Linked DNA regions of Homo sapiens: region 1 is linked to region 2. Evidence: chromatin loops called from intact Hi-C (ENCODE). Cell type or tissue: gastrocnemius medialis. All regions are shown on one strand. Each heading gives the region's core, and the rest is flanking DNA. Links, peaks and the distances in the headings are about the cores only. Region 1 overlaps SLC6A6 (solute carrier family 6 member 6). Region 2 has its middle 63 kb from the start of LINC01267.

Evidence for each region. Peaks named below come from ENCODE experiments on the same cell type or tissue, not always from the same donor. Only the 100,000 strongest peaks of a DNase experiment are listed, where the experiment ranks them.
Region 1: it touches region 2 in a loop (1.8-fold over the local background); 8 of 110 quality-filtered maps call a loop at or near these places.

Annotation. Positions count from the first base shown.
Region 1 is chr3:14,449,037-14,454,408 of GRCh38, forward strand. All of the region lies in intron 5 of SLC6A6 (solute carrier family 6 member 6), which reads left to right. Among named protein-coding and RNA genes, the nearest start is that of SLC6A6, 49 kb to the left of the region's middle. RefSeq lists an enhancer at 2,430-3,237. In gastrocnemius medialis, for the core only: no CTCF peak of the experiment used is centred there; DNase peaks (open chromatin) are centred at 3,020, 3,315 and 4,045; H3K27ac peaks cover 3,846 bases.
Region 2 is chr3:14,286,663-14,292,034 of GRCh38, forward strand. No RefSeq gene overlaps it. Among named protein-coding and RNA genes, the nearest start is that of LINC01267, 63 kb to the right of the region's middle. RefSeq lists enhancers at 4,425-5,126, 5,127-5,372. In gastrocnemius medialis, for the core only: no CTCF peak of the experiment used is centred there; DNase peaks (open chromatin) are centred at 2,579 and 3,099; H3K27ac peaks cover 3,556 bases.

The DNA.
Region 1 (5,372 bases), core at 287-5,286, 160 kb after region 2:
GGTTTTGCCATTTTCAAGGTGTTTACCCACCTCTTAGGAGCTGGCCCAGGAATGGGCCAGAGAAGAGGGAGCGGCCTACCGACTGGCCCCAGCCATGCTTTGGGGTCAGGGCTGGGACATCGTTGGCAAAGAAGGGGTCGGTTGCCCTCACTGGTGTGGAGCCCTTACTTGGTCGGTCCGTGTCACTGTCGCTGCTCCAGGCCTTCAGTGTATGCTCAGGGCAGGTCCTTAGGCCCACTGTCACTGGGGGTTCCTCTAGTGTGTATATTTTCCACTTACAAACAAAAGGGACATTGGAAGCACAATCATTGCCCCTCGGTTCCCCGCTCCCTGGGGAGCTGAGTTCACAGACAAAGAAAGGCTGGCACTTCCTTTTTCTCACTTGAATGGGGTCCAAGGCACAGCCTTGTCCTTTCTCTGCTGTTTTTGGAGTGGCCTGAAAACCGGGCCTTCCCCACTCCTGGACACTGGCACTCAGCCAGTTACTGAAGGCGTTTGCTGGGACCTCCTTGCCTCAGACATTGACTGGCCTGCCTGGGTTTGAACCCTCACTTTGCCACTTCTAGCTTAGGCGGAAGTATCCCGCTCTCTGGGCCGTGGTATCCTCACCTGCACCTGGGGAGATGGCAGTGCTGACATCCCAAGGTTGTAGGATGGCCCTGACTGCATGAGATCCTGGGTGGCCAGCCCTGAGAATCCATTATTATTATTATTATTACTGTTATTTTGTTTTTGAGACAGAGTCTCACTCTGTTGCCAGGCTGGAGTGCAGTGGCGTGATCTCGGCTCACTGCAACCTCCGACTCCCTGGTTCAAGCAATTCTCCTGCCTCAGCCTCCCAAGTAGCTGGGATTACAGGAACACACCACTATGTCCAGCTAATTTTTGTATTTTTGGTAGAGATGGGGTTTCACCATGTTGGCCAGGATGGTCTCAATCTCCTGACCTCATGATCTGCCTGCCTCAGCCTCCCAAAGTGCTGGGATTACAGGCGTGAGCCACTGTGCCTGGCCAGAATCCATTATTATTTATCGAGTGCCCTCATAGTGCATAAAACTACCCCTCAGGGCAGTTTCTTTGTGTGTTATGAACTTAAAGAATCACCCCCTATTGTAAAGGGGTCATCCTCTTCTGGGCTCTGCTTGTCTCGCTGTTGTCTAGGACCCAGGGGTCTTAGAGAGGGAACACTTGGGAGCAATGTGAGGTCCTCAGGTTGGCCAGTCCTCACTCACACCTTCCAGAGGGACCGGGCCCTCGGGGGTATTCTGGGACCCTTGCCTTCCAGAATCTCCATTCTGAGCACCCCAGCTCCATTTTCTGGCCTGGAAGACACTGAGACAGTATTTATCTTTGGAAAGTGTCTGGTTCTGCAGGCATCTTCCCAAGCTTCTGCATGATCCAGATGGATTTGCTCTGTCCAAAGAACCCTGGCTGCCAGCTTGGTACTCACCTCCCACTCCAGCTCTCACACCTCTCCTACCCCTGCACCCCTAGCCCCAGATTCCAGCAGAGCTTTGTGAGACCACCTGAACATTCACAAATAAGCTGCCCTCTTTCTAGAACCCTGGGGAAGATTGAGGGCCATGGAGCAGGAGCCTGGAAAGCAGGCTTAGGCAAGACCAGCACTGCCTCCTGTGACCTGCCTTCACAGCACAGGCCGAGGCCAGAGAGCTACACCAGGGGACAGCTCAGTTCCAGCCCTGAGCCAGGTGCCGTGGGCAAGAAAGACCCGGCCTCCTGCCTTCAAGAGCCTTCTCTTTTCTTGGCATGCAATGGTGGAAAGGCAAGAGAACCAGTAGGGAATAGTTGACTCCTGTGAGCATAGTACTAGGAACTTGCCCCTGTCATTTCTTTCAGTCTCTAAGTAGAGGAAATAGCTAGGCATCATCCAAAACTCTTCTTTCTACCTCAAATCCCACATCCAATTCACACATCTTCTTGGCTCCCCCTTCAGAGTATACCTACAATCTGAGCACTGTCCCCATGCACTGTCACCCCCATGGGACCCCCATCACTCTCCTGGACACCAGCACTGGCCTCTTGGATCTCTCCGTGCCTTATCCTTGCACCTCCGTAACCAATTCTGAATCCAACCTGTTAATTCCCAGCTCAGAACCCTCTCATGGCTTTTCCCATGCTATGATCTCACCCTGGCAGAAAGGATTGAGACTATTTCAACACAGCAAGTGCTCACTGGGTGCTGAATCTCCTCATTAGTTCCATGTCTTCATCCACCTGCGTGGAGCAGCAAATCACTACCTCTCTCTGGCTCACTTCCCCATCTGCAGATGGAGGAGCATATGAGCTGGGCTTTGAAGGATGAGTAGAAGTTCACTAGGCAGAAAAGGAGAGTGACAAGACAGTCTAGGTAGGAGGAACAGCCCATGCAGAGTCAGCATTCTGAAAGCACATGAGTATTTGGGATGGTTTGGCTAGAGCATAGGATGCACGGGTGAGGGCCAGGTAGGGCCAGGGAGAAGGGTCAAAGCCTTGAATGTTAGGCGGGTACATTTGAACTTTGTTCTCTTGGAGGAGGAACCATAGAAGGTATATGAGAAGGGAGGTGGTGTGACTGAATTGAATGTGATTTTTGGACATTCCTTAAGGAACACACTGGTGGGAAAGAGAGGCTGGATGTATGCTGAGCACTGACTGTATACGGGGCCTCGGAGACCTCAGCCTTCAGCAGGTCTGGGTTCCCTTTGGGTGAAACTTATCTGAATCCCCCTGAAGATAGCCACCAACCCTGCAGCGTCTGACCCTGGGGTTTCTCTCGAGTGAATCTTGTCAGGATTTTTTGCGCGTTGCTGTCTGGGAGCCAGTTGGGCGGCAGAGCAGTGAGGATACCCTCGAAGGTTGGTCTTGGTGACCCTCAAGCTGAAGCCCAGCCCCAGCTGTTGCTTCCTTTCACTTCTCTTATATGCCCCAGATGCATAGGTCCCTGGCCCGTCCTTTCCTTCAGCAGGAGTTGCTGGCAGGTGCTGCTGGCAGGTGCTCAGTAGTCTCTGGAAGTCAGGGGTACGAGGCACCAGGGGAGCGGAGCCATCTCCCAGCTTCTTCTGGGCAGGAAAGGTCCCTGTTGACCCTCCCTGCCAGCCCTTCCTCCCTCTGTTTTCACAGAGGAGGCAGCAGAGCAGCAATGGGTGACATTCCCCTTTCCTTGTGGGGGGAGACAAAGCTCAACTCTGGCTCCCACACATCCCAGCTGCACGACCTTGAGGCAGTGACCTCACCTCTCCACGCCCTCTTCTCTCCTCTGTAAACAGAAGTAGCGTGGTCCCAATGACTCACAGCCTGGCTTGAGTGTTTTGGAGCTAAGACCAGGGATGTGCTTTGCAGGGGGCCACGGGACACTGACGATGCAAGACGTGCAGTGCCCTGCCCGAGGTCACGTGCACAGCTAGAAGGAGCAAAGCTTCCAGCCCTGGCATTCAGCACTGCATCCTGCCTCCAGCTAACCTTTTGTCTGTGTCCCCACCAGCCACCAGCCCAGAGCCCGGGCCAGGCTTGGGAGCCCAAGTCCATGGTCACAGGTCACATTGTGCCACATGTGTGTCTCCCCGCTCCCAGGTTACTCTTGGGGTCTTCTCTCGGCCTGGACCCCCTACACCCACCCTGTGTGCAGTGCTAAGTCACCATTCTCAGCAGAAGCCAGTGAGCTGCACTTTCCCAGATCCTCATGAGAAGCCGCTGGGGCCCCAGAGACAGTCATTTCATGCTGGCTTTATAATTGAGCGCCGAGTTGCTCTGGGATGGGGAAGCAGAGCTTTTGTCCCCTGCTTCTCCTTGCTGTCTGGGGTCACCTCTGTCCCAAGGTCGCCCTGGAGGACAGGCGGGGCCAGACCTGGCCAGAGGCCCTCCATCAGGCTGGAGCCGTGCCTTCCTCCTAGGCTCCTCCAGACCCCCTGGGAGCTCGGCACGTATCATTAGACTTTATTAGAATCAAAGAAATGAGTCATATTTGCAAACAAGGCCTGCTCAGCCAATCTTCCCCTGCAGCTGTCGGAAAGAGGAGGCGGTGGAGAAAGGCTGCACGGCCCCGTGCTCTGGGCGGACGGGCCCTTTTATAATTGTTGCCTCTGCTAGTCTCCAGGGGAGAGCCATGGCCAATAAATGGCTGGCGTGCAGTCAAAAGGAAACGATTTGGCCCGCTAGGAGGACGTATTTACATCTCTGAGTGCCGGCTGGACGGCAGCAGGGCGGCCGACTCAAAACAGACGTCCAGGCAGTTCTTTTTTGGATCCCACCCTGGAGTGAATCATTACTATTCTTGGACAAGAATGCAGCTTACCTCGGAGTCTCCTCCCTCTGTATGAGACAGACGAGGAAGCTGGGGATGATGGGGCCCTTGCCAAGGCCAGCACCATGCCCGGCACATGAGGTGGCTGGCCCCAGGGTGGCATCAGTAAAAAGGAACCAGGTCCATGGCTGATTTCTATCTGAGTGATTTCAGGTGCATTCCTGAACTTGTCTCAGCCTCAGTTTCCCCATCAACCAAATGGGTATAATTAATTTACTCAATTAATGTCAGCTGAGCACCTATTAGGTACCAGGCACTGTTCAGTGATCAAGACAGACATAGACCCTGCCTTCTTGGGACTGACATTTTAGTGGGACAGGCAGACATTAAATAGATAGCACATGTACAATTATAATATAAAAGCAATAAGTGATGAGAAATAGGCTCAGGGCAGGGGAAGGACAGTGACCAGGGATGTTTTTTACAGAGGGTGGCCAGGAACAGCTGCCCTGGGGATGTGGCCTTTGAGCAGAGACCTGAAGGAAAGGAGCGAGGGAGTTTTGGAACAAGTGGCTGAGGGAAGCAGTTAGGTCCAAGGCCTTAAGGCAGGATCGCGTTCGACCTGTTCAGGGAATGGCCCAGATAGCAGCTAGGGTGGCTGAAGGAGGAGGAAGTGATGCTGCAGTCTGGGGGATGAGGGTAGGGCTTGGGCGCCCGCACCCGCAGCCTGCCCAGAACACTTCCCCTTTACACCCGTTCACCTGTGTGTTTACTAATTGGCACCCCCTCGCTCTTAAAAGTGAGTCTGAATGGCAGGGTCAGAAGGGCCGTGTTGGCCGGGGAGCGGGAGCCCTGGGAGGACGTGGAGCAGAGGAGGGATGTGGCCTGACATAGGTATTGATAGATTCCCTCTGACTTGTTGGGGCAGGAGTAGAGGGAGGAAGACCAACGAAGAGGCTGCTGGAAATCATCCTGGGGGCGTCAGGGGCCTGGACAGGGGCAGAGACTGTGCTGGGAGAGCTGTGTTAACACTGTGGGGAGCCTGTGCAGCTTCCTCCTGGGGTACTTAGGAGGCACAGGTGAGTGGCAGGGCGCCATGGCGTTCCCTCGGCACGACACTCTACAGTTTACT
Region 2 (5,372 bases), core at 164-5,163:
TGAGTAGCTGGGATTACAGGCACCCACCACCACGCCAGGCTAATTTTAGTATTTTTAGTAGAAACGGGGTTTCTCCATGTTGGCCAGAGTGGTCCAAACTCCTGGCCACAGGTGATCCACCCACCTTGGCCTCCCAAAGTGTTGATTACAGGCGTGAGCCACCGTGCTCGGCCAATGTCCCCATCCTAACCAAAGGAGAGAGTGGAAGGTTGAACCAAAGGAGAGAGTGGAAGGTTGGGACAGGGACCAGCCCCATGTTACGTTCCCCTTCTTGTTCTAGGACTTTGCATGCTTAAGTTCTTGGCATTTGAAATCTTCTCTGTTCTCCTGATTGCTTTGTTTCTTAGCAAGGATTGGGGTAAAAGATCTCCCCCAGAGGAAGTGGTAAGGACAGAAGCTGAACAATAGGGCTGAGAGGGCTCTGGCACAGGAAGGATGGGAGACTGATGAGAGGGAAGTAAGAAATTGTTGGAAAGAGGCCAGCAGGAGAGGAGGGAGGTACTGATGTTACCTGGCTGTGGCACCAGCAGTTTGAGACCTGGAGGGACAGGTGTCTATGTGGGGTATCACGTGGTTGGGGAGGGGTAATTTCCACCTGCAACTGGGGGCTGCCTGAAACCCGATCAGAAGACTCATGGCATGGTGCTAATGGCCTCAGGGAGCTGGCAGGAAGCAGCTGGGCTGAGAAGTGGCTGCTGTGGCTCAAGGTGCCTGCTGGGTCCCTCTGCACTGCATTTGCTGTCGAATGTGCTCTCTGGCCAGGAACGCTGGGCTTTCACGTGCCACCAAGCACAGGATCCAAGGAGGAGAGATGGCCTATACTTGGTTGCCCCGGTTTCCTCATCTGTGCTGTGAGGTTGATCATCCATGGCAGGCCCACTTCCCAGTGTTGATCATCCATGGCAGGCCCACTTCCCAGTGTTGATCATCCATGGCAGGCCCACTTCCCAGTGTTGATCATCCATGGCAGGCCCACTTCCCAGTGTTGATCATCCATGGCAGGCCCACTTCCCAGTGTTGATCATCCATGGCAGGCCCACTTCCCAGTGTTGCTGGGAGTCAGAGCCGGGTGGTGGACGGAGGGAGTCTGTCCTGGCTCAGAGAGTGGCACGTGTGTCTTCTCCTTGGGTCAGCCTTCAGATCCAGTAGATGACCTTCTGGAACCCACAGCTCAGAGGCTAAAACTCACATGCCAACAGCATTTGCAAATGAGGGACGCAGCCCCAGCGCCATTCCTCACGTCATTGAGGGGAAGAATAGTATAGTGGCCATGAGCACAGACTGGTTTTGGCTAGACTGGGTCCAAATCTTGGCTCTGCCACTTACCAACCGCAGACCTCTGAATCTCGGTTTCCTCGTCAACAAAGGGATTAATAAACAGTAAAATAAATCATTGGCAAATAGCATATCGATACCTTCTGTTCGCTTATCCTGCAGCCATGACAGACACTGCTAATCATTCAAGATATTCTTTCTCACTGACCCTCAGAATCTTCTGTATGTCCAGAGCTCCAGGCAGCCACTCCCAATAGGTAGGATTTGGCATGTGAGATGAATCTTTTTTGTCATCTCATTACGATACCTTTAGAGCACAGTTTCTGGCACATAGCAGATCCTGCATAAAAGCTACCATTCAGCCTCTGCTCATTGCAAGAATCCTTATCCATTATCCCCAACTTCTGCTTACTCACCTCCAGTGACGGGAAGCTCACTGTTTCCTGAGAGTAGCCATTCCATTGCTGGACAGTTCTGATGATTAGGAAGTTCTCAAATGACCCTCCCTTTTTCCTCAAACAGTCTATAATTCTATGGCAAAGAGCCCCCTTCCTTCCTGCATGAGCTGTCATTTACAGATTTAGGTGATTTATTTTTAGGTGATAAGTTTGAACCTCCTGAGGAGTAAACCCTTTCTCTCAGCTTGCATATAGTTGATCCCAGGCTAGCTAAGCATCTTCAGCACTTGATGGACATGTTTGGGGGAGTGAGAGTGTGTGTGTGTGCATGTGTGTGTGTGTGTCTGTGTCAGAATGTATGGGTGAGTAGGAGAGATTGAGAAAGAGAAAAAAGAGAGAGAAGACAGAATGAGAGAATGTATTTTAAAGCATACCAGCCAATGTCACTCCTTATGTAAGCCCAATAGCTTCCCAGGGGATTGGGGTTGTATTCAGGGCCCCATCATTAGCTGATTAAGGCTGATTATTCCAAGGGGAGGGGGTAGTGAAAAGGGACAAGAAGTTACATAACTATCCATTTATTTAGATTTAATCCATGTTTCTAAATTTAGGAGCTGGAAGAATTCAAAGGTGCGCCCCCTGGCATTAGAAGTGGTGCTGGCCACACAGGGGAACGTGGGTGTGGTGAGTGTTGGAGACCAATACCACCCAGGGTCACAGTGGGGGATTTTTCCCAGGGCACAGTTCAGGGACTTCATCTCACAATCCCAGGAGAACTGTAAAAGGACCCAGTATTGCTCAACCCATTTCATACCCTGGAGCAGGTGCATAATGTGACTAGGATGGGGGCAGTGTTACAGAGGGGTGGAGAGCATGCTGATGTGGGAGAGGGAACCAGAACTGAATGTCCTGTGAAGGGGAGCAGCTCTAGGAAAACCTGGACAGTCATGGTCACCCCCAGGGTATCGCATGTGTTCATGCATATGTCCTAGTGTGGCCATTTCCAGATGGATTCCCTTTCTGCGTGGACTCATAGCTTTGCTGTTCTAAACATTTTGTGCAGGGGTGTAGAAAATCATGAAAGTCATTCAGGTTCTGCCTTCCACAAGGTCGCTGCATTTAAGTGGGCCTCTCTCATATCAAAAATAGTGTAGGTTCACATACATAAAGAGGTAATTTATTTGCAGATGGCTGCAAAGGACACTCTAACAAAATAATTATTACAACTTTTTTGGAAGCTAGAAGTATCTTGAGCAAAGGGAGTCATTTTCTGATTTGAGCAAAGACACCACATGGGCTCACAGTGACCTGCCTCTAACTTCCACGGATGCTGACTGTATCCAACTCCGAGTTCACATCAATAGTGATCCTGTTTAGAGAGAAGCTGCTGAAAGCTGAGGATAAAGAACAGCTGCAGAGCTGTGACTCATCATTCAAGGTCTCAGAAACATTGCAAAGGCCATTGCAAAGAGGTGACAGCACTCTGTAAGAGCGCATGAGGTAAGGTGCATATAAAAGCACTTTATTAACTGTAAGGAATCCACATTCATTTGAGGAAAGGCTGTGAAGTTGTGTTATAGTAGAACACATGCCAGACTTGAACTCAGCGGCTTTCTAGTTCTGTTACCAGTAAGAATCACATGGAAAAAAGGCTGCAAGAGACCCTGCTCCAGAGCCTGGCTCACAACGAACCCTCTATGAATGATTGATTTCTCTCTCAACACTACTTTTAAAGCACCCCGGCAGTGTGGACACTGGAATGTGATATTTTCTTTGAAACCCTATGTACTTACAATAAAATTCCAATTTGTTACCCTGACTAAAAATCCTGTGTCTGACGCCCTGCCCCCCAGTCCCACTCATGCCCTGCCACACTCTCTGGGCTCACTCTACTCCTTCCCTTGAACACACCAAGCCCATTCCTACCCCAGGGACTTTGCACTCACCACTCCTCTTCCTGGAACACTCTTCCCTCATCTTTCCTTGACTGGCTGTTTATCCTCATTCATGTCTCAGCATGAATGTCACCTCCTAGATGGAAAATAGCCCCTGGTGCCTCCAACCACCTCACTCTACTTCAACTTTCTGCATTGTCCTTACTGCTTTCATACACTTTCATCCTCTGCTTGCTTATTTTCTGTCTCCACCACCAAAATTTAAGCTCCACAAGGGCAGAGATTTTTGTCTGTCTTGCTCACTACTGTAGTCCAAACGGCGGGTGTCTGACAGAGGGTGTTGATGAATGACCGCACTTTGTGAGAATGGAGAGGTCAGCACCTTCCACGCTTAGGAGCCCCTCTCAGCTTCATCCTTCCCCACTCCCCCGCTTTTTCTCTCCACGGATTGCCTCTCCTTTTGTCCACATTTCTCTCATATTCCACTAGATGACTTCCCACTCTTTTCCTTATCCCCTTGCTTGCTCTGCAGAGAGCTTTGAACATCTTGTTCTTTCTGTTCTCAAGGCTGGGATGACTTAACCTTCCCCCTGTCTCATCTTTCTGAATATCCGTCTGTTGGCTTGGATCCTCTTCTCTTTGACCCTGGGAGAAAAACATGAAGCCAGCATGGGAGTCAGGGGTGGGAGAGAGTTTAGATGACCAAGGAGCCACTGCCTCCAGAGGCAGGGAGTCCTCATTCCTGAGGCTGTGAGTGGAGGCTGAATGACCACGGCCTTCTCACAGTCCACCCCACCCTCTGGGGAGGCCTGCAGACTCTGCCGCTGCTGCAGACAAGCTTTTACTTCCCTTCTTCAAGCCACGCTTTTAAAAAATCTGCTATGTGAGCACTCCAATGAATTGGTTTGGCTTCTGCCGGCTGTTAGCTGGACTAAGGAATTTGAATGGCACTTTACAGCTTACAAGGCTCTTTCATCATTCATTAATTTGGCAAATGTTTACCTAGCATCTGCATGACAGGCATGCCTTTATTGTTTTATTGGGCTTCACTTTATGGCACTTCAAAGACATTGTGTTTTTTACAAATTGAAGGTTTCTGGCAACCCTGTGTTGAGCAAGTCTCTCGGCGCCATTGTTTTCAACAGTGCATGTGCACTTTGTGTCTCTGTGTCACGTCTTGGTAATTCTCAGAATATTTCAAACTTTTATCAGTATTATTATATCTGTTACGGTGATCTGTGATCAGTGATCTTTGATGTTACTATTGCAATCGTTTAGGGGCACCATGAACTGTGCCCATGTAAGACGTGAACTTAATCTATCAATATGTGTATTCTGCCTGTTCCACCAACCGGCTGTTCCTCCATCTCTCTCCCTCACCCCAGGCCTCCCTATTTCCTGAAACACAACAGTATTGAAGTTAGGCCAATGATGGCCTCTAAGTGTTCAAGTGAAAGAAGGAGCCATACATCTTTCACTTTAAACCAAACGCTAGAAATGATTAAGCTTAGTGAGGGAGGCACCTCGAAAGCCAAGACTGACTAAAAGTGAGTCCTTTTGTGCCAAATAGTTAGCCAATTGTGAATGCAAAGGAAAGTCTTTGAAAGAAATTAAAAGTGTTATTCTAGTGAATTCACAAACAATAAGACAGTGAAGCAGCCTTGTTGCTGATATGGAGTAAGTTTGAGTGGTCTGGACAGAAGATCAAACCAGCCGCAGCATTCCCTTAAGCCAAAGCCTAATCCAGAGCAAGGCCGTAACTCATCCATTCTTGTTTGTTTGTTTGTTTGTTTGTTGGTTTGTT